3 separate regions of the Homo sapiens genome follow, and regions 2 and 3 are each linked to region 1. The links are chromatin loops, found by intact Hi-C in ENCODE. Cell type or tissue: adrenal gland. All regions are shown on one strand. Links, peaks and the distances in the headings refer to the core of each region. The heading gives the core; the rest is flanking DNA. Region 1 overlaps NMNAT1 (nicotinamide nucleotide adenylyltransferase 1). Region 2 has its middle 10 kb from the start of UBE4B. Region 3 overlaps CTNNBIP1 (catenin beta interacting protein 1).

The links. Peaks named below come from ENCODE experiments on the same cell type or tissue, not always from the same donor. Only the 100,000 strongest peaks of a DNase experiment are listed, where the experiment ranks them.
Region 2: a loop joins it to region 1, with 4 times the contacts of the local background. A loop is called at or near these places in 82 of 110 quality-filtered maps.
Region 3: it touches region 1 in a loop (2.3-fold over the local background); 77 of 110 quality-filtered maps call a loop at or near these places.

The regions. Positions count from the first base shown.
Region 1 is chr1:9,946,707-9,956,555 of GRCh38, forward strand. The region is part of intron 1 of NMNAT1 (nicotinamide nucleotide adenylyltransferase 1); the gene reads left to right. It also overlaps the pseudogene RN7SKP269 and the pseudogene TMEM274P. Among named protein-coding and RNA genes, the nearest start is that of NMNAT1, 8.2 kb to the left of the region's middle. In adrenal gland, for the core only: CTCF peaks have their summits at 3,779 (motif pointing right) and 3,997; a DNase peak (open chromatin) is centred at 3,885; H3K27ac peaks cover 1,397 bases.
Region 2 is chr1:10,017,767-10,027,615 of GRCh38, forward strand. No RefSeq gene overlaps it. Among named protein-coding and RNA genes, the nearest start is that of UBE4B, 10 kb to the right of the region's middle. In adrenal gland, for the core only: no CTCF peak of the experiment used is centred there; no DNase peak of the experiment used is centred there.
Region 3 is chr1:9,867,856-9,877,704 of GRCh38, forward strand. It overlaps CTNNBIP1 (catenin beta interacting protein 1), which reads right to left. Exons shown (of 6, transcript NM_020248.3): 4 at 4,114-4,233; 5 at 3,332-3,422. The coding sequence starts at 4,209. Among named protein-coding and RNA genes, the nearest start is that of CTNNBIP1-AS1, 24 kb to the left of the region's middle. RefSeq lists enhancers at 3,499-4,427, 4,428-5,355 and a silencer at 7,101-7,300. In adrenal gland, for the core only: CTCF peaks have their summits at 7,190 (motif pointing right) and 7,406; a DNase peak (open chromatin) is centred at 7,376; H3K4me3 peaks cover 414 bases.

The DNA of each region.
Region 1 (9,849 bases), core at 1,454-6,453:
TAAGGTTAAATGAGGTCATAAGTGTGGGGCCCTGATCCGATAGGACTAGTGTCCTTATCAGAAGAGTGAATGGAGAGCTTGCCCCTTACCCTTACATACTGAAGAAAGATTATGTGAGGACTAGCAAGAAGGTGGCCATGTACAAGACAGGAACAGAGCTGCCACCAGAGACCAAATTGGCCAAAACCTTGATCTTGGGCTTCTAGTCTCCAGAATGGTGACAAAGTAAATTTCTGTTGTTTAAGTCACCCAGTCTGTGGTATTTTAGTATGACAGCCCAAGCAGACAAATACACCATCTATATGCAGATACATCCAAATCTCTAGTCTGTTGTATGTCTGTACCTCTCCCCTGAACTTGGCTTTGTTCTCCACTTGCCTACTTATTGTCACCACTTGGATATATAATAGATGTCTCAAACTTCACTTCTCTGTAAACTGAACTCCTGATAGTCCCCTCAAGCCTACTCCATAGACATCTTTCTCTTCTCTTTTTTTTGGAGACAGGGTCTTGCTGTGTCGCCCAGGCTGGAGTGCAATGGCGTGATCATGGTTCACTGCAGCCTTGAACTCCTAGACTTAGGTGATCCTCCCACCTCCGCCTCCCAAGTAGGATGTGAGGGCAACCTGGCTGTGACATCTCTCACCCCGTTGATCACCAGGGTTGATCCGGCTGATCTGGCTGGCTAGGCCGGTGTCTCCTTCCTCCCTCACTGCTCCATGTATATCCCTCCCGAAGCTGCACACTCAAGTCGAAGAGAACGACCATCCCCAATAGAGGAGGACTAATCTTCGGTCAAGGGTATATAAGTAGCTGCGTTCCCCTGCTAGAACCTCCAAACAAGCTCTCAAGGTCCCAGGTAGCTAGGATTACAGGCACACGCCATCATGCTTCACTATCATTCTCTTCTCAATTAAAGGTAATACTGTTCTTTTAGCTGCTTAGGCCAAAAACTTTTGGAGTCATGCTTGACTTTTCTTTCTTTCACAGCCCACATCCCATCCATTGCAAATCACATTGGCTGTATGTTCCAAATACACCCAGAATTGAGTGACATCTTATCACTTTGCTACCACCATCAGGGCCAGGTCAGCATCACCTGTCACCTGGATTATTGCAGTAGCCTCCCATCTTATGTCTTCACTTGTACCCTTGCCTCTCCCTACATTCTGTTTTCAGCTTCAACTGCTAGAGAGATCCTTAAAAATATGTCAGATCATGTCACTCCTCTGCTCAAAGCCCTGCAGTGGTTGATGAGGTCTAGAGAATGTGTTGTTTCTAAATAATTTCTGTTAATCATGGTAATATAATTACTTCAAAGGAATTTCATTCTTATTGTGTGATTGCTCGCATTTCTAATTCCTAACTTAGTGCTGTGTCTGGGATGTGGAAGGTGGTCCGAAAATGTTGGTGGCGTCAAGGGATAGTGGGTATATATTAGGTAACCTCTCCAGATGAGAACAGATGAACAGTCATTTCCATGTGTTCAGGTGCTGTGCCTGTCAGAGATACTTTGGGAGATTTTATACTGAATACGTTCTTCTTGCCCATTAGTACTGTTCTTTTTCTCAAGAAATGGAGTTGTCGGCCAGGTGAGGTGGCTCATGCTCGTAATCCCAACACTTTGGGAGGTTAAGGTGGGCGGATTGCTTGAGCCCAGGAGTTCGAGACCAGTCTGGGCAATATAGTGAAACCTTATCTCTACAAAAAAATACAAAAGAGTAGCCAGGTCTGGTGGGGCATACCTGTAGTCCCAGCTACTTGGGGTAAGGGCTGAGGTGGGAGGATGGCTTGAGTCCGGGAGGTGGAGGTTGCAGTGACTGTGCCATTGTATTCCAGCCTGGGTGATAGAGCGAGACCCTGTCTCAAAATGAAGTGGTATCCAGTCCTTAATGACATTGGGACCATTTGTGAGTAACTAGTCCCTAACAAAAATACTTCAGAATTTTTTTTTTTTTTTGAGACAGAGTTTTACTCTTGTTGCCTAGGCTGGAGTGCAATGGCCCCATCTCAGCTCACTGCAACCTCCGCCTCCTGGGTTCATGTGATTCTCCTGCCTCAGCCTCCTAAGTAGCTGGTACAGGCACCCGCCACCATGCCTGGCTAATTTTTTGTATTTTTAGTAGAGACGGGGTTTCACCATGTTGGCCAGGCTGGTCTCGAACTCCTGACCTCAGGTGATTCACCCACCTGGCCTCCCAAAATGCTGGGATTACAGGCGTCAGCCACTGTGTCTGGCCCGGAATTGTTAAATATACACTGAAGTAAAAAGACAAAACACGGCTGGCCATGGTGGCTCACGCCTGTAATCCCAGCACTTTGGGAGGCCGAGGCAGGTGGATCACCTGACGTCAGGTGTTCAAGAGCAGCCTGACCAACATAGTGAAACCCCATCTCTACTAAAAATACAAAAATTAGCCGGGCATGGTGGCAGGCACCTGTAATCCCAGCTACGTGGGAGGCTGAGGCAGAATCGCTTGAACCCTGGAGGCGGAGATTTCAGCGAGCCGAAATCACACCACTGCACTCCGGCCTGGGCAACAGACCAGGACTCTGTCTCAAAAAAAAAAAAGAGAAAGACAAAACACAATGCAGGTCACTTAGCTATTTTCTCTAGAAAACAATTAGCTGTCATGATGCAGAAGATTGTTATAATCTATAAGGGGGAGGTTGTGGTTATTTTTACTCTAAAATCTTCCACTGCTTTTTTTTTTTTTTTTTGAGATGGAGTTTCACTCTGTCACCCAGGCTGGAGTGCAGTGGTGCAATCTTTGCTCACTGCAACCTCCACCTCCTGGGTTCAAGCGATTCTCCTGCCTCAGCCTCCCGAGTAGCTAGGATTATAGGTACACACCAAGAGGCCCAGCTAATTTTTGTGTGTGTATATATATATATGTATGTGTATATATATAATTTTTTTGTTTTTTTTAGTGGAGACGGAGTTTCACCATGTTGGCAAGGCTAGTCTCAAACTCCTGACTTCAAGTGATTCGCCCACCTCGGCCTCTCAAAGTGCTGGGATTACAGGCATGAGCCACCGTGTCCGGCCCCACTACATTCTTAAAGAAGCAATAAATTGACCTTGTTTAAATACACAATCTGAATTACTGGGGTCTTTTGAAACTAAACCTTTGTTCATTACTAAGATTTCTATTTTCCTTCCTCTTTTTCAGCACTTATTTCTATAGCAGTCTCCCAGCTGATGCCACTTAACTTCATTGAACAAAAAATGAGGTTTAGAAAATCACAATAATCATTGTGAAAGTATTTGATAGGAGATCTTTATTTGGGGTGAATTGGGTTATGATGTCAGTCCTGTGATTTCAGCGGAACTGTTTCTTTTTATCCATTGTCAGTGAGTGCTCATTAATACTTAAATGCAGCTTTCTTTTTCTTTCTTTTGAGACAGAGTCTCGCTCTGTCACCCAGGCTGGAGGGCAGTGACGCAATCTCGGCTCACTACAACCTCTGCCTCCCGGGTTCAAGTGATTCTCCTGCCTCAGCCTCCCAAGTAGGTGGGATTACAGGCACCTGCAACCATGCCCGGCTAATTTTTGTATTTTTAGTAGTGACAGGGTTTTGACATGTTGGTCAGGCTGATCTCGAACTCCTGACCTCAAGTGATCCGCCCGCCTTGGCCTCCCAAAGTGTTGAGATTATAGGCATGAACCACCACGCCTGGCATAATGCAGTTTTCTACTAAATGACTGATTTTGACATGCTTCCTGTTATTGGCCCTGCTGTTCAGCTGAAATAGCAGGATAGGAGATGGTCGTGTGATGGCCGATAGGTGGCAGTGCTGCTGGGACAGGCCCAGCCTGGTAGAGACGAGTATCTCAGACAGGAAAAACAGGACCCAGATGGCTCAGACTGTTGGGTTAGCATCTGGCCTTCGACAGGTCACCCTGGCCCGCCAGATCAGCCCCAGGCCTGACAAAAGCACTACAGGATAAAGAATAGGATCTCATTAAATGCAGTGGAAGTAACGTGAGAAGGATGGCTTTTCATATGCCATCCTAACCCTCCCCTCCCCCCGTTTTCTTTGCTTTGCTTTTCATACTTCTTAGCTTCTTGGATCTCTTGCTTTAAGAGGAACTAGGGTGTGGGCACAGTGGTTCACAGCTATAATCCCAGCACTTTGGGAGGCTGAGACGGGTGGATCAGTTGAGGTCAGGAGTTCAAGACTAGCCTGGCCAACATGGCGAAACCCCATCTCTACTAAAAATACCAAAATTATCCAGGCATAGTGGCACACACCTTTAATTCCAGCTACTGGGGAGGCTGAGGCAGAAGAATTGCTTTAATCCAGGAGGAGGAGGTTGCAGTGAGCCAAGATCACGCCACTGCACTCCAGCTTAAGCAACAAAGTGAGACTCTGTTTCAAAAAAAAAAAAAAAAGAGGAACTAGAGCTTAATATTCTCCTTGCAACATCACAGTCACAGTGCTGGTTGAGTAGTTACTTGCCTCGAAGGACTGGTAAGCCTTTGACAAGGATTGGTTACTTGGGAAGTTTTCTTGCTTACCTGTAGAAGTTAAGCTGCTCACCGACAGGAGCACAGACAAGTAGTAAAGTTCAGGGGTTGTTGTTTCCTACATTTGAGAGAGAAAAGGTGCTATGAGGAATACTTTGTCTTTTAATCAGAATGTGTTAAAAATGTTTTGCCACAAGGATTTAAATGAAGGTGCCAATTTAGCAAGAAATAGAAGTCTTGCTGTATACTGTGCCAAACCCAATCCAACAGCTTCAGTTTTTTTTTGTTGTTGTTGTTGTTGTTTGTTTGTTTTGAGGCAAGATGTTGCTTTGTCATCCAGGCCAAAGTGCAGTGGTGTGAGCATGGCTCACTGGAGCCTTGACTTCCTGGGTTCACGGGATCCTCCTGCCTCAGCCTCCCAAGTAGCTGGGACTACAGGCACGTGCCACCAGGTCCAGCTAATTTTTGTAATTTTTGTAGAGATGGGGTTTCTCCACATTGCCTATGCTGGTCTTCATCTCCTGGGCTCAATCGATCTGCCTGCCTCAGCCTTCCAAAGTACTGGGATTAGAGGCGTGAGCCACTGTGCCCGGCCTGTTTCACTGTTGATTAATATCTTAACTACTTTTCGAAGCTCTAGTAAAGTAGAATTCACCTACAAAAACAAAAATCTCTTGTAGAATTTTTAAACTTTCCCCAGTGAAATGTTTTAACTGTGACATGTGCCTAATCAGGTATTCCATCTCCACATATCTCTTCTTTTGGTGTCAGTAGAAAATAAATATTGAAGACATATTATTTACAGCCAAACTTTCAGATTAAGATAAGCCTTTAGAAATTCTTTGTTTATGGCTCACGCCTGTAATCCCAGCACTTTGGGAGGCCGAGGTGGGTGGATCACGAGGTCGGGAGATCCAGACCATCCTGGCTAACACAGTGAAACCCCATCTCTACTAAAAAAAAATACAAAAAATTAGCCGGGCATGGTGGCGGGCACCTGTAGTCCTAGCTACTCGGGAGGCTGAGGCGGGAGAATGGCGTGAACCTGGGAGGCGGAGCTTGCAGTAAGCACAGATTGCGCCACTGCACTCCAGCTGGGGTGACAGAGTGAGACTCTGTCTCAAAGAAAAAAAAAGAAATTCATTGTTTAAAAACATACACAGTCTGTTGCCAAAACTGTTAACACCATAGTGCAGACTCCTTAACTGAAGGATCCCACACCAAATGCAGAAGACATCCACTTCAGTGCCCGTGGCAATGGCTCCATCTGAACAAACTGCACAGTAAAACCTAAAAAGACAGAGGAACAGCATCAGTTTTTAGGTTTAATCATCTCAGAAAGAAACATATTCTTTGTTTTTTTGTTTTTTTTTCTTAAGACAGAGTCTCACTCTGTCACCCAGGCTGGAGTGCAGTGGCACAATCTCAGCTCACGGTGACCTCTGCCTCCTGGGTTCAAGTGATTCTCCTGCCTCAGCCTCCCTAGTAGGTGGGATTATAGGTGTGCACCACCACTTCTGGGTAATTTTTTGTATTTTTAGTAGAGACAGGGTTTCACCATGTTGGCCAGGCTGGTCTCGAACTCCTGACCTCAGGTGATCTGCCCACCTTGGCCTCCCAAAGTGCTGGGATTATAGGCGTGAGCCACCACGCTCGGCTAGAAACATATTTGAGCCACCACGCTCGGCTAGAAACAGATTCTTGAATGCAAACCTAAATGCAATTTGTTTCCTTCCCTTCCTGCTGTGGAACAGAAATGTCCAGTCTGGGCAAACTAATTTTTCCTTTGATATAGATTGTATGCATGTTTTTTTTTTTTGAGACGGAGTCTTGCTCTGTCGCCCAGGTGGAAGTGCAGTGACGTGATCTTGACTCACTGCAACCTCTGCCTCCTAGGTTCAAGCAATTCTCCGGCCTCAGCCTCCCGAGTAGCTGGAACTACAGGTGCCCGCCACCACGCCTGGCTAATTTTTTTTGTATTTTTAGTAGAGACGGGGTTTCACTGCATTATCCAGGATGGTCTCGATCTCCTGTCCTTGTGATCCACCCACCTCAGCCTCCCAAAATGGGATTACAGGTGTGAGCCACTGTGCGCGGGCTTTTTTTTTTTTTTTTTGAGACGGAGTCTTGCTCTGTTGCCAGGCTGGAGTACAGTGGCGCCATCTCAGCTCACTGCATCCTCTGCCTCCCAGGCTCAAGTGATTCTCCTGCTCCAGCCTCCTGAGTAGCTGGGATTACAGGCCTGCACCACCACACCCAGCTAATTTTGTTTTTTTTTTTGAGACGGAGTCTCACTCTGTTGCCAGGCTAGAATGCAGTGGCATGATCTCGGCTGACTGCAACCTCTGCCTCCCGGGTTCAAGTGATTCTCCTGCCTCAGCCTCCCAAGTAGCTGGGACTACAGGCGTGTGCCACCACGCTCAGCTAATTTTTGTATTTTTAGTAGAGACAGAGTTTCACCATGTTGGCCAGGCTGGTCTCAAACTCGTGACCTCAGGTGATCCATCTGTCTTGGCCTCCCAAAGTGCTGGGATTGCAGGCATGAGCCACCACACCCGGCCCTATTTTTTCATTTTAAAAAATTCGGACATAGTTTTTGCTGAAATCATATATCACTCTTTTTTTTTTTTTTTTTTTTTTTTTTGAGACAGAGTCTTGCTCTCTTGCCCAGGCTGGAGTGCAGTGGCACGATCTTGGCTCACTGCAACCTCCGCCTCCCAGGTTCAAGCGATCCTCCTGCCACAGTCCCCATCGTAGCTGGGACTACAGGCACGTGCCATCATGCCCAGCTAATTTTTGTATTTTTAGTAGAGAAGGGGTTTTGCCATGTTGGCCAGGCTGGTCTTGAACTCCTGATCTCAGGTGATCCACCTGCCTCGGCCTCCCAAAGTGCTGGGATTACAGGCATGAGCCACCGCACCCGGCCCATACATCACTCTTAAAAGCACATTCAAAGGAAAATATAATTAAGATAGATTAGCTAAAATATTTCTTAAACTTCTCCACATTTCAGAATGTTGAGAATAGAGACCAACTCTGTGTCCTTTTTTTTTGGAGATAGGGCCTCCCTCTGTCACCCAGGCTGGAGTGCAATGACATGACTCACTGCACCCTCCACCTCCTGGGCTTTAGTGACCCTCTTACTTCAACCTCCCAAGTAGCAGGGACTACAGGTGCATGACACCATGCCCAGCTAACTTCTTCTATTTTTTGTAGAGATGATGTCTCACCATGTTGCCCAGGCTGGTCTTGAACTCCTGACTTCACACGATCCTCCCACCTCAGCCTCAAAGTGTTGGGGTTACAGGCATGAGCCACTGGACCCAGCCCTGTATCACTTTTTGACTTCAAGTTGCCATTGTCCTTGTTTTTCTACGCAGAATCATCTCTTGATCAATGACTATTTATTGAATGAAAAACCCGATACTTTAATATTATAACACTAAAGAATTTTATAGCAGAAGGAATTTGGGCCAGGCATGGTGGCTCATGCCTGTAATTCCAGCACTTTGGGAGTCTGAGGTGGGTGGATCACAAGGTCAGGAGATTGAGACCATCCTGGCCAACATGGTGACACCCCATCTCTACTAAAAATACAAACATTAGGTTCGTGTGGTGGCGCGTGCCTGTAATCCCAGCTACTCAGGAGGCTGAGGCACGAGAATCGCTTGAACCCAGGAGGCGGAGGTTGCAGTGAGCCGAGATCACACCACTGCACTCCAGCCTGGCAACAGAGCAAGACTCCATCTCAAAAAAAAAAAAAAGGAATTTATGTTTAACTTAATTTGGTTCCGTACTCAAATTATAGAACAACTAAAAGAGAGGCCAGGCACGCTGGCTCACGCCTGTAATCCCAGCACTTTGGGAGGCTGAGGCAGGTGGATCACCTGAGGTCAGGACTTTGAGACCAGCCTGACCAACATGGTGAAACCCCATCTCTAAGCTGGGCGCGGTGGCTCACGCCTGTAATCCCAGCACTTTGGAAGGCTGAGGCTGGTGGATCACCTGAGGTCAGGAGTTTGAGACCAGCCTGGCCAACATGGTGAAACCTCATCTCTACTTAAAATACAAAAAATTAGCTGGGCGTGGTGGTATGCACCTGTAATCCCAGCTACTCGGGAGGCTGAGGCAGGAGAATCGCTTGAACCCGGGAGGCGGAGGTTGCAGTGAGCTGGGATCGCGCCATTGCACTCCAGCCTGGGGACAAGAGCGAGACTTTGTCTCAAAAAAAAAAAAAAAAAAAGAAAGAAACCCCTTCTCTACTAAAAATACAAAATTAGCTGGGTGTGGTGGCGCATGCCTGTAATTGCAGCTACTAGGGAGGCTGAGGCAGGAGAATCACTTGAACTTGGGAGGCAGAGGTTGCAGTGAGCCGAGATTGCACCATTGCCCTCCAGCCTGGGCAAAAAGAGTGAAACTCCATCTCAAAAAACAAAAAGCAAAAACAACTAAAAGAGATACTTAGGAAGTTTTTAAAGATTCCCTTCACCTGAATTTTAGATGTGAGTTGTTTTTTTAATTTTAGTCTATGAGTTCCTGAAGAGCAGAGAGCTCTGTCCTACCAATTTTTGTTGTAGCAGTGTCTGGCTACTATTTGTAGTAGATACTTAATAAATGCTTGACGGATAACTACACACTTACCAATTGTGAAGAAGGTAAAGATGGTATTACTAACCAGGTTGTACAGGAGAGATTGGCTGCAATATTGGGAAGATCTGGGCCTAAAAGTCAATAAACTGGGTGATACATTAATTTATTACTTATTACAGGAAATCTATGGTATACGCGTAACACCAGAAGGCACTAATCCTTGAACTCTAATTCTTATTCTGGCACTGGGTTCATCTTGGCTGTAGGCAACTCACTTCTCTTGAGAACCTTGGTTCCTTTACCATGACTGTAAATAAATGCTACAAAATAGTCCATAAATAATAGTAAGAGTTATTAGTGTCATCACTGGTAAATAAATAACGTTTACCATGTTTCTTTTCTTTTTTTTTTTTTTTTTGAGACAGAGTTTTACTTTGTCACCCAGGCTGGACTGCAGTGGTGCGATCTCTGCTCACTGCAACCTCTGCCTCCCAGGTTCAGGCAATTCTTGGGCCTCTGCCTTCCCAGTAGCTGGGATTACAGGCACGTGCCACCACACCCGGCTAGCTTTTGTATTTTTTGGTAGAGATGGGGTTTCATCATGTTGGCCATGCTGATCTCGAACCCCTGACCTCAAGTGATTGGTCTACCTTTTTTTTTTTTTTTTTTTGAGACAGAGTCTTGTTCTGTCACTGAAGCTGGAGTGCAGTTGTATGATCTCAGCTCACTGCAACCTCCACCTCCTGGGTTCAAGCGATTCTCATGCCTCAGCTTCCTGAGTAGCTA
Region 2 (9,849 bases), core at 2,110-7,109, 72 kb after region 1:
CAACAAAGAAAGACAAATTCTTAGCATAAAGTACACCAGATTTGCTACAGCCTAAGACTGGTCTGACAAATCCTTTTTTTCTACTAATCAGACCCTCGCAGAGAAGACAAATAGTGGCATTTACCGTTTACACAACATATACAGAGAGAGAGAGACCAGAAACTTGGCTGGTAAGAATTTCTTCCTCTGGCCAGGAGCGGTGGCTCACACCTGTAATCTCAGCCCTTTGGGAGGCTGAGGCGGGTGGATCAGAAGGTCAAGAGATCCAGACCATCCTGGCCAACATGGTGAAACCCCGTCTCTACTAAAAATACAAAAATTAGCTGGACATGGTGGTGGGCGCCTGTAGTCCCAGCTACTCAGGAGGCTGAGGCAGGAGAATTGCTTGAACCCAGGAGGTGGAGGTTGCAGTGAGCCTAGATCACGCCACTGCACTCCAGCCTGGCGACACAGCGAGACTCCGTCTCAAAAAAAAAAATAATAAATAAGAAAAGGAAAAAAAAGAATACAACTCAGGAACAGCCAAATGGAGGAGATGCATGGGACAAGGTTTAGTGGGGGGCTGCGGAGCTTCCTTGCCCTCTGCAGGTGCACCACCCTTGCAGTGCGTGGATATGTTTGAGGCAGGAGACCAGGGTCTGGAGGCAGGGAACCTAAGGCTGTTTTGGGCTGACTTCCTAGAACTAAATTGAAAAGAAAATCCTAACTTTCCAAGCCTAAGTAACAAAAGGACCAGAGGCTACCCCTTTGCAAACCCCTACCTTTTCTGTGGCAGATGGGAAATTGTAAGTACCTCTAATTAATTAATTAATTGCCTTTTTTTTTTTTTGAGACAGAGTCTCTCTCTGTTGCCCAGGCTGGAGTGCAGTGGCACCATCTCGGCTTGCTGCAACCTCCACCTCCTGCGTTCAGGTGATTCCCCCACACTTACTGGGCTGCATTCCCAGAAGGTTAAGGCATTCTTAGTCACAGGATGAGATAGGAGGACAGCACAAGACACAGGTCACAAAGACCTTGCTAATAAAACAGGTTGTGGTAAAGAAGCCAGGAAAACCCACCAAAACCAAGATGGTGATGAGAGTGGCCTCTGGTCTTCCTCACTGCTCATCATACACTAATTATAATGCATTAGCATTAGCACCCACCACGCCCAGCTAATTTTTGTATTTTTAGTAGAGACGGGGTTTTACCATGTTGGCCAGGATGGTCTCCATCTCTTGACCTCATCATCCGCCCACCTCTGCTTTCCGCAACCAATCGGACTGATTACAGGCCACTACTTCACCTCATTTACATGGGTGAACACCCAGTGGCCAATGGGAAACCTCTAGTGGGTATTTGGACTGGAGAAAATTCTGTATCCAGGGCCCTTGAGTGGCTGCTGGGGCCCGCTCCCACCTGGTGAAATGTACTTTCATTTTCAATAACTCTCTGCTTTTGTTGTTTCATTTTTTTCTTGGTTGTGTGTTTTCTTAAACTCTTTTTTTTTTTTTTTTTTTTTGATGGAGTCTTGCTCTGTCACCCAGGCTGGAGTACAGTGGCGTGATCTCGGCTCACTGCAACCTCTGCCTCCCAGGTTCATGCCATTCTCCTGCCTCAGCCTCCCGAGTAGCTGGGACTACAGGCACCCGCCACCACGCCCGGCTAATTTTTTGTATTTTTAGTAGAGACAGTGTTTCACTATGTTAGCCAGGATGGTCTCAATCTCCTGACCTCGTGATCTGCCCGCCTCGGCCTCCCAAAGTGCTGGGATTACAGGCGTGAGCCACCGCACCTGGCCCTTGTTAAATTCTTTGTTCAAAATGCCAAAAACCTGGACACCCTCCACTGGTACTGAAGCTCACTGAACCTCCTTGTTCAGGAGTTTTCATAGAGCTCCATCTCCAGCCCCCTTCCCTCCCAGGAGGTTGGGGTGGGGCTGTTTCCACCCTCTAATCAAAGTCCTCTAATTTGGTCTTTCTGGTGAGCAGCCCCAACCCTGAGTCACATCATTAGCATAGACTCTGGTGTGTTCTAAAGGGGCTCCTTATGAATAGCAAAAGACAATCCTATCACTCAGGAAATTCCAAGGAATTTAGGAGCCCTGTGCCAGAACCAGGGAAAAAGACCAAATATATATTTCATTAAACTTTACTACATGATACAAACTACAGTTTGGAAAGACATTTAGGAATGGTAGAACAAAACAAGTGAGAAAATATAATATGTAAAAGGTCTTTTTGTCATTTCAAAATACAAGAGGTAGCTGGGCATGGTGGCTCACACCTGTAATCCTAGCATTTTGGGAGGCTGAGGCAGGAGGATCCCTTGAGCCCAGGAGTTGGAGACCAGCCTGAACAACATACTGAGACCCCGTCTCTACAAAAAATAGAAAATTAGTTGGGTGTGGTGGTCCATGCCTGTAGTCCCAGCTACTCCAGAGGCTGAGGTGAGGGGATAGCTTAAGCCAGGAAGTTGAGGCTGCAGTGAGCCAAGATTGTGCCAGTGCACTCCAGACTGGACAACAGAGCAAGACCCTGTCTCAGGGGGCTGGCCACGCATGGTGACACATCCCTGTAGTCTGAGGAGCTCAAGGTTGCAACAGTGAGCCATGATCGCACCATTCCACTTCATCCTGGGCAACAGAGCAAAACCCTATCTCTATGAAAAAAAAAAAAAAGCAAGAGGCTATCTTCTCTGAGGTTTACTATAGTTAACTTTTACAAGTATTTAATCATAATTGCTTAGATTGAATTCGGTTCAGTATATATTCCTGGAAGTTCACTATTATTATTATTACTAGGTCCTGAGAATATGAAACAACCATAAAAATGAGTGATGAATTCAATATATATTATTCTGACACTGAGAAGTATTGTAACAAAAAACAAGTTTCTAGGTCATACCAAAAGCCGGGCAAAGTGGCAGATTCCTGTAATCCCAGCTACTCAGGAGGCTGAGGGGGGAGGATTGCTTGAACCCGGGAGGCAGAGGTTGCAGTGAGCAGAGATAGCGCCATGCCATTGCACTCCAGCCTGGGCAACAAGAGTGAAACTCCATCTCAAAAAAAAAAAAATCCTTTCATGAAATTACTACCAGATGTTGGCCCTTCAGCACAACCAGCTTGGAAGCTTCATCCTTAGCAAAGAAAGATCTTCAAAGCAGGCACTTCCATGATCCACATACTTTGGATGCCCTTAAAGGGGGGGAAAAAGGGAGAGGAAGGGAGGAGAGGAAGAGGAGGAGAAATAGCATTTCAATTCTGCTTTAATATATATATATTTTTTGAGACAGAGTCTCACTCTGTCATCCAGGCTGGAGTGCAGTGGTGCAATCTCCGCTCACTGCAACCTCCACCTCCCGGGTTTAAGTGATTCTCCTGCCTCAGCCTCCCTAGTAGCTGGGATTACAAGTGTGCACCACCACCATGGCCAGCTAATTTTTGTATTTTTAGTATTTTTGTATTTTTGTTTCGCCATGTTGGTTGGGCTGGTCTCCAACTCCTGGCCTCAAGTGATCCACCCACCTCAGCCTACCAAAATGCTCGGATTACAAGTGTGGCCCCTTGTAATAAAAATTTAATTTTTTGGAATATGACTCTTGGAGTTTTTCTTTTTCTTTTTTTACTTTTGGACTCTGTTGGACTTGAGTTGTTTTTCTTTAATGGCTTTATTGAGGTATATTTTATGTACCATAAAATGCACCTAAGTGTACAATTTGATAATTTCTAGTAAATGTACATAGGTGTACAACCATTCCTACAATCCAGTTTCAGAACAAGTCAATCACTCCAAAAAGTTCCCTAGAGACCATGTGCTGACAACTATTATTTTATAGGCTTTTCTTTTTCTTTTTCTTTTTTTTCTATTTCTGTTTGAGACAGAGTCTCTTTCTGTCACCCAGGGTGGAGTGGAGTGGCACAATCTCAGCTCACTGCAACCTCTGTCTCCTGGGTTCAAGGGATTCTCCTGCCTCAGCTTCCCAAGTAGCTGGGATTACAGGCACTTGCCACCACGCGCAGCTAATTTTTGCATTTTGAGTAGACAGGGGGTTTCACCATGTTGGCAAGGCTGGTCTCGAACTCCTGACCTCAGGTGATCTGCCCACCTTGGCCTGCTGGAGGTATGTGACAAACTGATGGCAAATGGATTATGCCCCCAATGGACAGTGTTCTCAAACCGTGATCTGAGGACCCGGGGATCCCGAGACCTTTTAAGGGTATCTGTGAGATCAAAGCTATTTTCATAATAATCCTGAGATGATATTTGCTCTTCATTCTCTCTCTCTCATGAGCATATGGGAGTTTTCCAGAGACTTCCTGCCAGGCCACATCACAACTGACCTGACCCAGAAGTACATCTGAGAATTCAGCTGTCTTCTATTAAGCCAGACATTAAAGAGATTTGCAAAAATGTCAAACAAGGCCACTCTGCATGTAATAGGCTTATCTTAAAAATGAATTAATATGTCTCTTGGTTGCCGTTTCTAATACAATCCATCTGCCTCGGCCTCCCAAAGTCCTGAGATTATAGGTATGAGCCGCTGCACCCGGCCTAGCCTTTTCATATGGAGTCTCAGACAGTGAAATTCAGTCAATATATTTATAATGAATACTTTATTTTTTGAGATGGAGTCTTGCTCTTGTCACCCAGGCTGGAGTGCAATGGCGTGATCTTGGCTCACTGCAACCTCCGCCTCCCAGGCTCAAGCGATTCTCCTGTCTCAGCCTCCTGAGTAGCTGGAATTACAGGCATGGGCCACCACGCCCGGCTAATTTTTGTGTATTTAGTAGAGATGGGGGTTTCACTATGTTGGCCAGGCTGGTCTCGAACTCCTGACCTCATGATCCACCTGCCTCAGCCTCCCAAAGTGCTGGAATTACAGGCGTGAGCCACTGTGCCTGGCCTATAATGAATACTTTTTAATATTCTCTTTGTTTCTGTCCACAGCAAGAATCTTTATTTCCTGAGACCTTTTGTAGCAGATTATTTTCCCTCAGTTTCTTGCCCTTAAGAGTCTTCGGTTCTCCACAGATAAGAGTTTTGCTTTTGATATTTCCTCGACCTGCTCATAAGGATTTCATTATAACTTCTGGGTGCAATCTTTAGGAGAGTTTGCAAAACAGTCTTTTTTTTTTTTGTAATGGAGTTTCGCTCCGTCACCCAGGCTGAAGTGCAGTGGTGCAATCTTGGCTCACTGCAACCTCCGCCTCCAGGGTTCAAGGGATTCTTGTGCCCCAGCCTCCCAAGTAGTTGGGATTACAGGCGCCCGCCACCACACCTGGCTAATTGTTGTATTTTTAGTAGAGATGGGGTTTTACCATGTTGCCCAGGCTGATCTCAACTCCTTTTTTTTTGAGACAGAGTCTCGCTCTGTTGCCCAGGCTGGAGTATAGTGGCATGATCTCGGCTCACTGCAACCTCTGCCTCCCGGGTTCAAGCGATTCTCTTGCCTTGGCCTCCTGAGTAGCTGGGACTACGGGCACATGCCATCATGCCCGGCTAATTTTTGCATTTTTAGTAGGGACGGGGTTTCACCATGTCGGCCAGGATGGTCTTGATCTCCTGACCTCGTGATCTGTCTGCCTCAGCCTCCCAAAGTGCTGGGATTACAGGCGTGAGCCACCTCACCCAGCCAAGTTAGTATGTGTTTAAAGATCACACTTGTAATCCTAGCACTTTGGGAGGCTGATGTAGGAGGATCACTTGAAGCCAGGGGTTTGAGACCAGCCTGGGCAACATAAAGATTACAGGCGTGAGCCACTGAGCCTGGACCCTTCCCTCTCTTAATCTGTTCAGGCTGCTATAACATAATACTGTAGGCTGGCTACAGAGTTTTTAAAATTAGTATTTTTTTTTTTTTTGAGACGGAGTCTTGCTCTGTTGCCCAGGCTGGAGTGCAGTGGCGTGATCTCGGCTCACTGCAAGCTCCACCTCCCAGGTTCACACCATTCTCCTGCCTCAGCCTCCCGAGTAGCTGGGACTACAGGCGCCTGCCACCACGCCGGGCTAATTTTTTTATTTTAGTAGAGACGGGGTTTCACCATGTTAGCCAGGATGGTCTCGATCTCCTGACCTCGTGATCTGCCGGCCTCGGCCTCCCAAAGTGCTGGGATTACAGGCGTGAGCCACCACGCCCGGCCTAAAATTAGTATGTTTTTTGTTGTACTTGTTTTTGTTTTTGTTTTTTTTTTGAGGCGGAGTTTCACTCTTGTTACCCAGGCTGGAGTGCAATGGCGTGATCTTGGTTCACCACGACCTCTGCCTCCCGGGTTCAAGCGATTCTCCTGCCTCAGCCTCCTGAGTAGCTGGGACTACAAGCATGCACCACCATGCTTGGCTAATTTTGTATTTTTAGTAGAGACAGAGTTTCTCCATATTGGTCAGGCTGGTCTCGAACTCCCGACATCACGTGATCCACCTGCCTCAACCTCCAAAAGTGCTGGGATTACAGGTGCGAGCCACCTCGCCTGACCAAGTTAGTATGTGTTTAAAGATCACACTTGTAATCCCAGCACTTTGGGAGGCTGATGTAGGAGGATCGCTTGAGGCCAGGTGTTTGAGACCAGCCTGGGCAACATAGGGAGACCCTGTCTCTACAAAAAATACAAAAATTAGTTGGGTGTGATGGTTCATGCCTGTAGTCTCAGCTACTCAGGAAGCTGAGGTGGGAGGATTACTTGGGCCCAGGAGGTCGGGGCTGCAGTGAGCCAGTGACCATGCCAGTATACTCCAGCCCTGATTACAGAACAAACCCCTATCTCAAACAAACAAACAAGTACATAAATGAAAGAAAGTTTGTGTTCCTACCACAGGTGTGTCCAGTGAGAAGAGTGTGATGTTGCAGATGAGAGGGGATAAATGCTGGACCAAAGTCCTTGAGAAGGTGAGAGAGAAAGGAGAGAAAGGAATCCAGAGTCCAGATGAAGGAGTTGATCTCTGATGGCAGCCGAGATAACAGCACATCCTTACGGTTGTAGGTGGCTTTGTAGATCTAAGAAGATCAGGAAGATTGCTGGCTCTAGTTTTGTAGATTATCAGGAAGATTATCAGAAAAACATATCTTAACCTGGTGAGCTCTCTATGCTCTGGCACTTGAATAAAAGCTATCCTAAAATATTACAAATTCTAGAATTTACCTTCACAAAAACTTTTTCATTAACTAGGAGGCTTTTTTTTTTGGATACGGAGTCTTGCTCTGTCCTCCAGGCTGGAGTGCAGTGGCACCATCTAGGCTAACTGCAACCTCTGCCTCCCGAGTTCACGCGATTCTCCTGCCTCAGCCTCCTGAGTAACTGGGATTACAGGCGTGTGCCACCACACCCAGCTAATTTTTGTATTTTTAGTGGAGACGGGGTTTCACCATACTGGCCAGGCTGGTCTGGAACTCCTGACCTCAGGTGATCTGCCCGGTGAGGCATAACTTTTATTTCAGTCTCACATTTCAGTTTGTTCTGTGGTCTCCTCCTTTATTTGTTGCTAGGTAAAAAACATTTTTTTTTTTTTTTTTTTGCTGGTTTCCAGGTAATTCTAAGAACTAACTAAGGTCCTGTTGCTTGGTAGTTACTAAGGGAGGCAGACAGAGTATTTTGCACCATCCAAAGGAGGTAATGTAATGCTTAAATGGAAGAAACTGAACCAAACAACGAAAATATGGGCTATGTATTACAAACAACTCTGACACACTGTTATTTATGATATTATAGGAAAGCTTCTCCCAAGGAAAGTGGTGGAAACTCCATCACTTAGACAAGTTAGAACACAACTGTAAAGGTACTAAAAAGTGTATTAGAGAGATTCATCCTGTAAAAGACCCTGGGGGCTGAGTGTGGTGGCTCATGCCTGTAACCCTAACACTTTGGGAGGGTGAAGCAGAAGGATCACTTGAGTCCAGGAGTTTGAGACCAGCCTGAGCAACATAGTGAGACCCTATCTCTACAAAAATTAAAAATTAGCCTGGCATGGTGGCATGCGCCTATAAGCCCAGCTACTTGGGAGGCTGAGGTGGGAAAATTGCTTGAGCCCAGGAGGTCGAGGCTACAGTGTGCCATGTTTGCACCATTGTACTCAAGGCTGGGAAACAGGGCAAGACCCTGTCTCAAAAAACAAACAAACAAAAAATTACCCTGATAAGTACATTATGTGGCTAGAGACTTTGTTTCCAATTTTTCTCTTTTTTTTTTTGAGTTGGAGTCTCACTCTGTTGCCCAGGCTGGAGTGCAGTGGTGCGATCTCGGCTCACTGCAACCTCTGCCTCCTGGGTTCAAGCGATTCTCCTGCCTCAGTCTCCTGAGTAGCTGGGACTACAGGCATGGGCCACCACACCCAGCTAATTTTTTTTTTTTTTTGGAGATGGAATCTTGCTCTGTTGCCTAGGCTGGAGTGCGGTGGTGCGATCTTGGCTCACTGCAACCTCCGCCTCCCAGGTTCAAGTGATTCTCCTGCCTCAGCCTCCCGAGTAGCTGGGATTACAGGCGCCTGCCACCACGCCTGGCTAATTTTTGTATTTTTAGTAGAAATGGGTTTCTTTTTTTTTTTTTTTTTGAGACGGAATCTCGCTCTGTCGCCCAGGCTGGAGTGCAGTGGCGCGATCTCGGCTCACTGCAAGCTCCGCCTCCCGGGTTCAAGCGATTCTCTGGCCTCAACCTCCGGAGCAGCTGGGACTACAGGCGCCCGCCACTGCGCTGGGCTAATTTTTTGGTTTTTTAGTAGAGACGGGGTTTCACCATGTTAGCCAGGATGGTCTCAATCTCCTGACCTCGTGATCCACCCACCTCTGCCTCCCAAAATGCTGGGATTACAGGCGTGAGCCACCGCGCCCGGCCAGAAACGGGGTCTCACCATGTTAGCCAGGCTGCTCTTGAACTCCTGACCTCAGGTGATCTGCCCGCCTGGGCCTCTCAAAGTGCTGGGATTACAGGCGTGAGCCACCACGCCCAGCTAATTTTTGTATTTTTAGTTCAGGGTTTCACCATGTTGGCCAGGCTGGTCTTGAGCTCCTGACCTCGTGATCCGCCCGCCTTGGCCTCCCAAAGTGTTGGGATTACAGGCATGAGCCACCATGCTTGGCCTAATTTTTATATTTTTAGCAGAGATGGGGTTTCGCCATGTTGTCCAGGCTGGTCTTGAACTCCTGACCTCAAGTGATCTGCCCACCTCGGCCTCCCAAAGTGCTGGGATTACACGTGTGAACCACCATGCCTGGTCTCTAATTTTTCTGATTCTATAAAATTACATTCTATTTGCTGAAAGAGTACTTTAGAGTTGAAGAAAAAGAAAAGGAGTGGAATTCCCCTGTAAACAGGAAAAACATCCATGTATTTATTGGCCTTAAAATAGTGAAACATCTTGAAAAAAAATCAATCCTATGTCAGAAAATCCATCTATCAGAATAAAAGGTTGAATCATTGATAAGCTAGACAGAACATGGAATTTATGGTGAACAAAATTCTGTGGTATAATAATTTTTACAATATCACTACTCAGCAAATAAATGTACAACAGTATTTTATCTTGCATTTTCTTGAATACTCAATATATACTAGATATTGTATCTTTCACTTTCTCTAACCACAAAATGGGAAGGATACTTTCTTATAATATCTGAATATTAAACTATTAAATATGACTTGTAAAAGCAAATGTATTACAGTAAAAGCAGAAGTGACAAAACTAAAAATAGATAAGTTGGACTACATCAAATTTAAAAAATTTTTTTTCAGTTTAGTTTTTAGAGACAAGGTCTCACTTTCTCACCCAGACTGGAGTGTTATGGCATGATAATAGCTCACTGCAGCCATGATCTCCCGGACTCAAGTGATCATCCTGTCTCAGCCTCCTGGGTAGCTGGGACTATAGGCAGGCACCACTG
Region 3 (9,849 bases), core at 4,358-9,357, 76 kb before region 1:
TGCGATGGAGAAGGTGGGCAGGTGAGATTTTAACAGAGATCCATTTGCCCACATGGCACAGGCAGATGCAGGGTCCTGCCCTCACATGGGTAAGCCCAGTATGGGACTGGGCTGATTGCAGTTCTGCTGTTATTGTTGTTGTGTTTGTTTGTGGTGTCGTTAGGCTCGCAAAGAAAATAAATATGCTTATGAAACTCTTCCAGACATGGCTGACCCCTCCCCTCTCCACTCCCAGTCCACAGAATTCTCAGAACCTCCTGCAGCTCAGGTCTGTGTGGCTCAGGCCCCGGCAGCCAGGTTAGAGGTATCTTTATGGAGGTAGGGGCAGTCCACAGGGCGCCCCAGCAGCAGGGAGTGACTCCCACCACCTATTCCGCAACGATTCCCTGGGGTCTTCCCTGGCTCCAGCTTCAGCTCCAGAAGACCCCTCCCCGGAGAAAGAAGTAGCTGTGGACAGACACCACCCACCCAGAAGGGCCTGGACTCCACGGCCCACACAGTTGGTCACAGCTGCCAGCTTGCTCCTACTGCTCAGCAGTTTCAGGGCAAGGTCAACAGCTAAGTGGGGTCACTGACCTTCCTCAACAACTTGGCAGAGCTCATTTTTATTCTTAACTGTGGGTTCGGCTAGGCAAGAGTTCTCCTAAAAATATTTTTTTTAACTTTCCCTTATGACAAAGAAACAAATGTACAATGTTAAAATATTAGTTTTACAAAAATGTGTGACTTGGAAAGTTAAAGTTTCTTATATAGTCCTATCCCCTAACAATTATTATTATTATTATTTTTTGAGACAGAGTCTAGCTCTGTTGCCCAGGCTGGAGTAAAGTGGTGTGATCTTGGCTCATCGCAAGCTCCGCCTCCCAGATTCAAGCGGTTCTCCTGCCTTAATCTCCCAAGTAGCTGGGTAGCTGGGACTACTGGCACCTGCCACCATGCTCAGCTAATTTTTGTATTTTTAATAGAGACAGGATGTTGCCATGTTGGCCAGGCTGGTCTTGAACTCCTGGCCTCAGGTGATCTGCCCACCTTGGCCTCCCAAAGTGCTGGGATTACAGGCATGAACCACCACGCCCAGCACCCCTTGTCAAAAACAAAATTTCTGACAGTCTGGTATATATTCCACCAGCTTCTTTGTCTTTTAAAAATTTTTTAAATTTATGAGACAGAGTCTCCCTCTGTTGCCCAGGCTGGGGTGCAGTGGTGCGATCATGGCTCACTGCAGCATCAACCTCCTGGGCTCAAGCGATCCTCTCACCTCAGCCTCCCTAGTAGCTAGGACTACAGACGTGTGCCACCACAGCCAGCTAGTTTTTGTATTTTTTGTAGCGAGAGGGTCTCCCTATGTTGCCCAGGCTGGTCTTGAGCTCCTGGGCTCAAGCAATCCTCTTGCCATGGCCTCTCAAAGTGCTGGGATGACAGGCGTGAGCCACTGCACCTGGCCACCAGCTTTTTTTTCTATGTGCATATACAGCTTGTGTCTTGTGTGTATGTGTGTTGTTGCTGGGGTTTTGTTTTGTTTTGTTTTGTTTTTTGAGACGGAGTCTTGCTCTGCTGCCCAGGCTGGAGTGCAGCGGTGAGATCTTGGCTTCCCAAGTAGCTGGGATTACACCTGCATGCTACCATGCCCAGCTAACTTTTGTATTTTTAGTAGAGATGGGGTTTCGCCACGTTGGTCAGGCTGGTCTAGAACTCCTGACCTCAGGTGATCCACCTGCCTTGGCCTCCCAAAATGCTGGGATTACAGCTGTGAGCCACCGTACCCGGCCTGTTGCTGCTTTTTATACTGACATATGGTCCTACATTTTGATGTCTCCTATTTTGATTTTTTCCCAAGAGTATTCAACTGGAGGCTTTCTTACCATCCGAGCTCAAATTCAGGTTAACTCAGTGACCAAGACTAAGTGGGAAGGAAGGTGAGTCTCCAGGGACTCAGAAGCCTGAAGGTTTCAGGTTGACATGAGTCAGAAGCCATGGTAGAGGGTGCCATGCTAGAAACCCAGATTAGCCCTGGAAGAGAAGAGACCTCACCCAAGAGATCCCAGGATGGGGCGGGAGCCGACGCCACATAGAACAGGCTGCCGCATGATCCAGGAGGCACACCTGGGCAGACACACCCAGGCAGGTTGTGCGTGGTGAGCTGCTGTCCCAGGGAGCTGCCTGAGCCACTGCCTGGAAGGTTTCTGCTGAGTTGGGTGCACAAGCCAGGTCACACCCAGCATCGGTGCTTGGGAACAGGCCCCTGTGCCAGGACAGAGCCCTAAGACATCCAGGAGAACAAGGGCTGGCTGGTGATCTAGGTCAGGCCCCGCATGCCAGCCTCAAAGCACAGCAAACGCAGCCGTCAGCACTCTGCTTTCGGGGGCCCGCTCGCGTCTGGACATGCCACAGGTTGTAATATTTCATGGCCAATCATTCCAACAAAGCATAAAGAGAATAAAAGGAAAGGACTCTATGGAGATGCTGGTCAGAATACTAGGCCTCTGTGTCATGAGAAGCCTTCTAGAGAAGGAGAACCTTGCTGAGCAGCCAAGGGACATGGAGCTGTCCAGTAGCCATGTGGGTTATGGGCAAGATGGCAGACAGTGAAGCGCTCCTCAGCCACAGGTGTACATCCCGGGACTCCCCAGTAACCACCTGGCTGCATGACCAAGTGGCTTACTGTTCCCAAATCCCAGTTTCCTTGCCTGTTAAGTGGAAGTATTAATAATACAAATAGTAGCTACCTACAATAGAATGAAACAACGGTGCCTGCTACACAACAAACACTCACATCCTGCCTGTTACCATGCTGACTTGTTGAGGTCACCCCAAAAAGACAGAACTCCCTCAGGCGCACGGAGACATCAGGCCTTTGGGGCATTCCTCCTGGCCACAGCCAGGACCACACCAGCCACAATGTGGTCTGTGCTCAGGACAACAGTGACAGCATTGTTCTAGCACACAAGGGCAGTTTCTCTCTCCTGGACAGGGTGCTGGGTGGGTAGGGGTCAGGCCAAAGGTTAAAGAAATGCAATAATCAGTCTCTGCAGTTATGAGCGCCCCCAGACATCTCCATTTCCTGCCTCTTCCAGGCCTTAGAAAGGGATCCTGCCATTTGTCTTGTAGAGTCTTTGGCTCCCACCTGAGGAAGGAGATGGGATCAGGTGGGAGGCTCCGAAGGTTTCCTGGCTCAGCTCTGTGGGTGGAGAGAGCTGTAGCCCCTCCTAGTCAGCCCTGGGTCTCATGGATCACCCATCAAAGAGGGCTGGAGCTACGCTTTCTAAGGGAACCACAAGTCGGTGCCCCTGGGACTTGTGCCACTGCCCCAGCCCCTCTGCCGCCAACTCACCCTGGTCGATGGAGTGCGGAGGCAGCTGGCTGAGCTGGCTGTTGACCACCCCTGCATAGGTGCGCAGGAACTCCTCCTCGCTGGCTGTCAGCTGCAGGGTGAGAGAGCTGTGGTGAGGGGCAGCATGCACCTGTTCCCTGAAAGGCACCTGCACCCCTAGAGGCACCGCCTAGGCCTGCTTGGTCCCTGCTTGGTCCCTGCTCGGGCTTCTGTTTCTGAGATTTGACCCCTTTGCTTTCAGGGCCAGCCCACCCCACTCCCACCCTCCTTAAACTTGGTCCAGGGGTCCAAAGCCTTTGCCACTCAGACTGAATCTGAGATTAAGGTCTGTTCTAGTATAGGGCCAGTGGAAGACACAAGTCCTGCCCGGAAGGCTGAGGGGCGATTCCATGTCCCTCCACTCTTTTTGAGAAATACCCCTGCACATGCATGCCTGCTGCCCCCTCAGCTCCTGTCCTGACAAGTTGTCCCTGAGCTGCCCCCTGGGAGAGAAGACTTTCGGGCTTGTGAGGGGGAGAAAAGGAAGGTCAGGGCCTTGAGACCCTCACCCGCCTGGCCCCAATCCGGCAGTGTCGGGTGTCCCCAGAACTTGACGTGCTGGGCTCTGTGCCTAGGGGGCCAGAAGCAGCCCTAGAGCCAAGCCACAGGCCCAGCGGCCCCTCCTCAGCCCGTGGCTCCGCAGGAGGCAGCCGCAGTGGCTCCACCCTCCAATAGCCCAGCAGGGCCCCTCCCTGGGAGACCCTCCCTGGGGGCCCGCTGCCTGACACCCCACAGGCACTCACGTTTGATCCCATCTTCCGCAGCATGAGCAGCACTCGGACCTTCTGCTGAATGTACATCTCCTCCGGACTCTTCCCGGGAGCTCCCTCGCGGTTCATCCCCCTGCCTGGCTCTGGGGACTCCTGCAGAGCAAGCAACAGCATCAAAAGGGAAGAGATCAGGATGTGACATACTGGGACAATGACACCTGCTAGTGACCCTCACTCCTCCCAGGAGCCGCTTTCCACCCACAGTCTCCCTTCTGGGAGCATGGGGCAGGTGGCGAGGTGCTGGGTTCCTTTCTCACCCATGCTGGTCCCAGCAGGCTGAACTGAGCAGCTCTGTTCTCCAGCAGGCGCTGCAAGGGCTGGCCTGCCTGCTGCCTCTGTGCATGAAGCTGCTGCGTCCAGGAAAACTGAGATGACCTGGACTGCTGGTTGTTTCTACCTGTGAATCACCCCAGAGCAAAGCTCCTGCTACAAGCCACAGGACACGTGGTGCATGAAGCCCCAAATGTCCCAGGTTTTCAGAACAACTTCCACAAGGGGCAAAAAAGTGATGGGATCAGAGGCAACTGGTTAGGGCCTTTGGCTCGAGAAACTGTGAGATCAGTGCCCAGCCCCCAAACACTGAGACAGCTCCCTCGGCAAAAGCCCCTGACAAGTTTAAGAGGCCAGGGTTGTGGCTCCTGGGCTGGGCTCCAAGGGGTCCCTTGATGGAAAGACGCTGGCCCAGGGTTGCAGGGCTTGCTACCTCAGCCCTCACAAACCCACCCCACCTGTCAGAGGGTAGCTCCTGCAGGCAGCTGGGAAGGCCAGCAGCGTGTCCACATGCAGCAGGGACCTAACCTGTAGAAAGTCCCCAGGAGAGAAGTCCAGAGCCCCCTCCCTCCAGGAGGAGCTGGAGGAGAGGAAGCTGGGTATGGAGGGGCTTGGGTTACACACTGGTAACTCCTGGATGAGTCAGAAATAACGCAGCAGCTGCTGGGGTGGAGCCTTATCAGCCCTGGTGCCAAGGAACTGCGCTCGGAGAACCACGGAACCAAGCTGGCAGGCCAAGAACACTCCTCACACCATCCATCCCTCCAGGACCAGCAAACCCTGGACCAGCGGGCTTTCCCAGGCAGGGTGGCTCTCTGTGCAGAGGGCAGCCTCAGCAATGTGCCAGAGCCCGGGCAGCAGCCTCCCTGTAGGTACTTGTCAACTGCTCATTCCCCATAAGCTAATGGGGCCCTCATCCTAAAAGTGCACACAATAAGCTAATAGCAGCTGCATGCTGGATGCGGCATAGGTCTCTTTCCAGCAACTTCTGCTAAACCCCTACAGCCCAGACTCTATTACTCTGTCTGCTCCCCTTCCACCTCCTCCTGGGCCCAGAAAATGGCCTAAGTGATAACTGGGAGCTAGGAAAGAGGAGTAAACTGCCTCAGGAATGGTCTCTGATGAGAAGGACCCCCAGCCACTCCCCAGGGCCAGGCTGCGTCCCAGCATGGGGAAGGCCATAATTTCCTGTGCAGCTGAGCAGGGAAGCTCTGTTCTGGGGTATCACTCCTCGCACTGACCCATTCTCACTTCCTTCCACTTCACTAGATGTGGAGCACTGCCAATCTGGAGCTGGACTCCACACAGCCTTGTGGGGTGAACCTTGCACCCCGAACCTGGGTGTGGATGATGATGCGGTCTCCACCTCTTCCCCAGTGGCCACCTGGATCTGGGTTACTATGTAACCTCCTCATGATCCCCCTACTTCCTTTCTTGTCCTTTTCTCTACACAATAGCCAGAATGATCTTATTATTGATTATTTTTTGACACAGGGTCTCCCTCTGTCGCCCAGGCTGGAGTGTAGTGGCGCGATCATAGCTCACTGCTGCCTCAACCTGCTGGGCTTTAGCAATCCTCCCAACTCAGCCTCCTGAGTAAGCTAGGGCCACAGGTGCACATCACCACGCTTGGCTAATTTAAAAACATTTTTTTGTAGAGACAGGGTCTTGCTATGTTGCCCAGGCTGGTCTCAAACTCCTGGGCTCAAGTGATCCTCCCACCTCATCCTCCCCAAAACAGATGATATCACTCCTACCTTAAACCTACCTGAGAATGCATCTCATAATCCTTGCCAAGACCCTGCCAGGGCTCCGCTGTCAGCCCTGCCTCCCTCTCCAGCCTGTCTCTTCTTCCTCTTCCCCTTGCTCTGCCTTCCTGGCACTCGTCCGTTCTAGAACATGCGGAGAAGCTCTTTCCCTCTGGCAGCCTTTGTACTGGGTGTCCCCTAAGCCAGGAACTGGCTTCTTTCCATCCTTTGTCTTGGTGTAAAGGCACCTTCCTAGGGAAGCCTTCCCTGGCAGTTGCTCTGGTGCCCAGGAGTACAGTGGTATGATCAGAACTCACTGCAGCCCTGAACTCCTGGGCTTAAGCGATCCTCCTGCCTCAGCCTCCTAACTAGCTGGGACCACAGAAGCATGCCACAACACCCTGCCACTTTTAAATTTTTTTGTAGAGGTCTTGTTATGTTGCACAGCCAGGTTGGTCTCAAATTCCTGGTCTCAAGCAATCCTCCTGCCTTGGTCTCCCAAAATATTGGAATTAACAGGCATGAGCCACCATGCCCGCCTGTCCTGATTTTCTGAAAGTGCCCTGTTGGAGAACTTGCTTATTGTCTCTGCCCACTGCCCACTGCCAAGGCCAGGGCCCCCTCTGCTGTGCTCACCCCTGTCCTCCGGGAGACTAGCACTTGGCAGGCACTTAATAAATACTGCCCGCTTGGCTAAATGGAATAGTGAAACAGCCTGTGGTGTCTGAGCTTCTCCCACTCTGCAATATCCACACCCATCTAGGCCCAAATGTCATTGTGTTAAGAGACCAAGTACCTAACCCAGTCTCCCATAACCAAATTTAGCTTTTCCAAAGGACTCACACTTTCAAAGTAGTGGGCCTTGGGCTATTGTGTTCTCCAAAGAACATCTGAAATGCTCCGTAAAGCCTTTGAGCTGGGAGTTAGGGCTTCCAAGAGTAAAAACCTTCCAATTCTGTCCTGTGCCTAAGGGCTAGTTTTCATTTGCTCTCTCCTGGTGAGAGACAGGGTGAAATACAAGGACCTGGCCACTAGGTGTCGCCAAACACAAAAGCGCCAGCGTTGCTTCCTCCCCACCCCCAGCAGGTTCTCCCAGGGCCCCAGACCACCCGGTTCGAGCCGACCAGTCCTTAGCCGACGTGGGAAGCAGATCACTCCTGCTCTGGCTCTCCCTATTCCAATCGTACTATCACAAACCACACTCCAGCCCCGGGTCCCAGGGCAAGATCTATTTATTCATTCAGAGAGCCACCCCTGCCCAGGGAAGGACTGGTGTCTGGTTTTTGCCGCCGCATCCACCCAGGAGCCAGTGGTCCAGGTACACAGTAGGTGCTTCCCAGAGGAGCGTCAGTTCCATATCAAAGACTGCTTCCATCACAGACCGCCTCCATGGGGCCGGCTTTACAGAATGTTGCCCTGTCCAACAAGCCTTCTATGAACAGCTCGCACTGATAGGTGCCGCCCCGTCTTCCCGGCTGGTGCAGCCTCGCCGTCCCGGGGACACCTCACACTGGGATTCCTAGGGCTTGGGCTGCCCAGCTGTGGGCCTGCGGTGTCGTCTGCGCCTGCATTTTGGAGCCAGGCTACTCCTGCTTCAACTCACTTCCCTGCAAGAGACAGTTCTTCTCGCTACAGAGAAGACCCTTGACTTGTCTTTTCTAAAAAGCGTGGTCATGGAGAATTCTTCCAGCTCTAGTTTGAGCTGATTCCGCCCTGCTGCCTAACAAGAGGGCACACTCAGGGCTGGATCTGGAGCAGAAATGCAGCCAGGAGCACATGTTCCCACCCTTCCCATTCCAACCCAAACAGAAACACCGTGACTGGCTTACATAATTCTCTCCTCTGCAGTAAGGGTGTCAGTGTGGAGCAAACTCATAATTGGAGAGAATAAATCATAATCAACCCAAACAATACAGACATTTCAGTCATGGTGCTCAACGAGTATATTAAAGTATGTCTCTGTTTGTTGCCTATACAAGCAAACGTGCTATTATATTTTTATCACAATTCTGACAAGCATCAGATTCATTTCACTTGAGAAATCTTATTTTCCCCTGTAGGGATCAAAAACTGGTCTCCATTAAACTATGTTTAAATTACATAAACTAAAACTGCAACTAAATTAGACACACTAATTATTCATCCAGTCCTTGAACGTGAGAACCAAAAGTAATGATGGTTCTCAATTATGGTCTCTTGGCTATTCCCATAAACATTCCAGCGTCTAAAATGGGGTGGCGCTTCCACTCCAAATCCTAAGAAAATTTCTATTAGCTGCCCAAGTCAGAGGTAAGCCAAAAAAAGGAAAATGAAAAGAAACAGGCCAGGCACAGTGGCTCATGCCTGTAATCCCAGCACTTTAGGAGGCCGAGGCGGGCAGATCACCTGAGGTTAAGAGTTTGAGACTAGCCTGGCCAACATGGTGAAACCCAGTCTCTATAAAAAATACAAAAAATTAGCTGGGCGAGGTGGCAGACACCTGTAATCCCAGCTACTCGGAGACCGAGGCAGGAGAATCGCTTGGACCTGGGAGGCGGCAGTTGCCTGGAGCCAAGATCATGCCACTGCACTCCAACCTGAGCGACAGAGTGAGACTCCATTTCAAAAAACAAAAACAATAAAACAGAAAAGAAACAACAGGCAACTATTAACTATCCAAATGAATGGTGAAGGGACAGGTCCATGGTTATTTATTATGTAGTAGGCAACCACACATTCTGCAAAAAGTGGGTGCCATCCCAGAAAATGACATCTGATTGGGGCAAATACAATGAAAAGACATTAAGGTACATACCTTCAATTTAGACACAGAGACACACTCCTGCTATACATACACACACACACACACACACACACACACACACACACACACACACAGTTCAGAGCTGCCTCTCTGTTGAAGGAAGCTTGGCTGGTCAGGAAAGGATGGTGAGGAAGTGGCTCCTGACCACTGTGAAAGGTCCACACAACGGGAGAACTGGCCTTGGCTCCACAGGCCACAACACGTTCTCAGGGAAACACCCAAGGGCATCTGTAAGAGGCACGCTCAGATGCCACACTTCTTCCCAGCCTTTGCAGGGACCTAATCTCGACCACCATGTAATCTCCAGCATTTAAGCAGTTGATCTCACTTTAGAAGAATTAGGAGGTAGTGCAAGAGGGACCTGGAGAACAAGACTGCTGAAAGTCACATGCGGCAGTTGGAGGCTGGACGGCTGTGGCTCCCTGTATGGGTCTCTGTCTGGGAAATGCAACCCATTCTAATAAAGAGCTTTGAAAGCTGGCCTCGCTTTGACAGGCACGAGTGGCCCTGAATACAAACACAGCCACCTGCACTCCTTTTTATTTTTAAACTGGAAGCTAATGCTCTTGAACATCCACATTTATCTATGTTAGAATATTCACTTATACCCAGGGCGGTCTTGCACCTGCTAGGAAGATGTCAAGTAAGCTCAGGCGAGGCCAGGGAGCAAAGCTGCTCCTTCAGACACATGAGCTGCCTCCAGCCCCTGCACTCGTCTTTTGTTTTGTCCATTTTAAAACACATTGTGATAGATTCTAATACATTTAAAAATGTACAATTTACACTTTCATGATGTTTACATTGCAAAAAAATACAATGCCATAGAATTGGTGGTTCCTAGAGCTTATATGAAATATTATCCAGAATCTGTACATGTCTTAGCCTAAA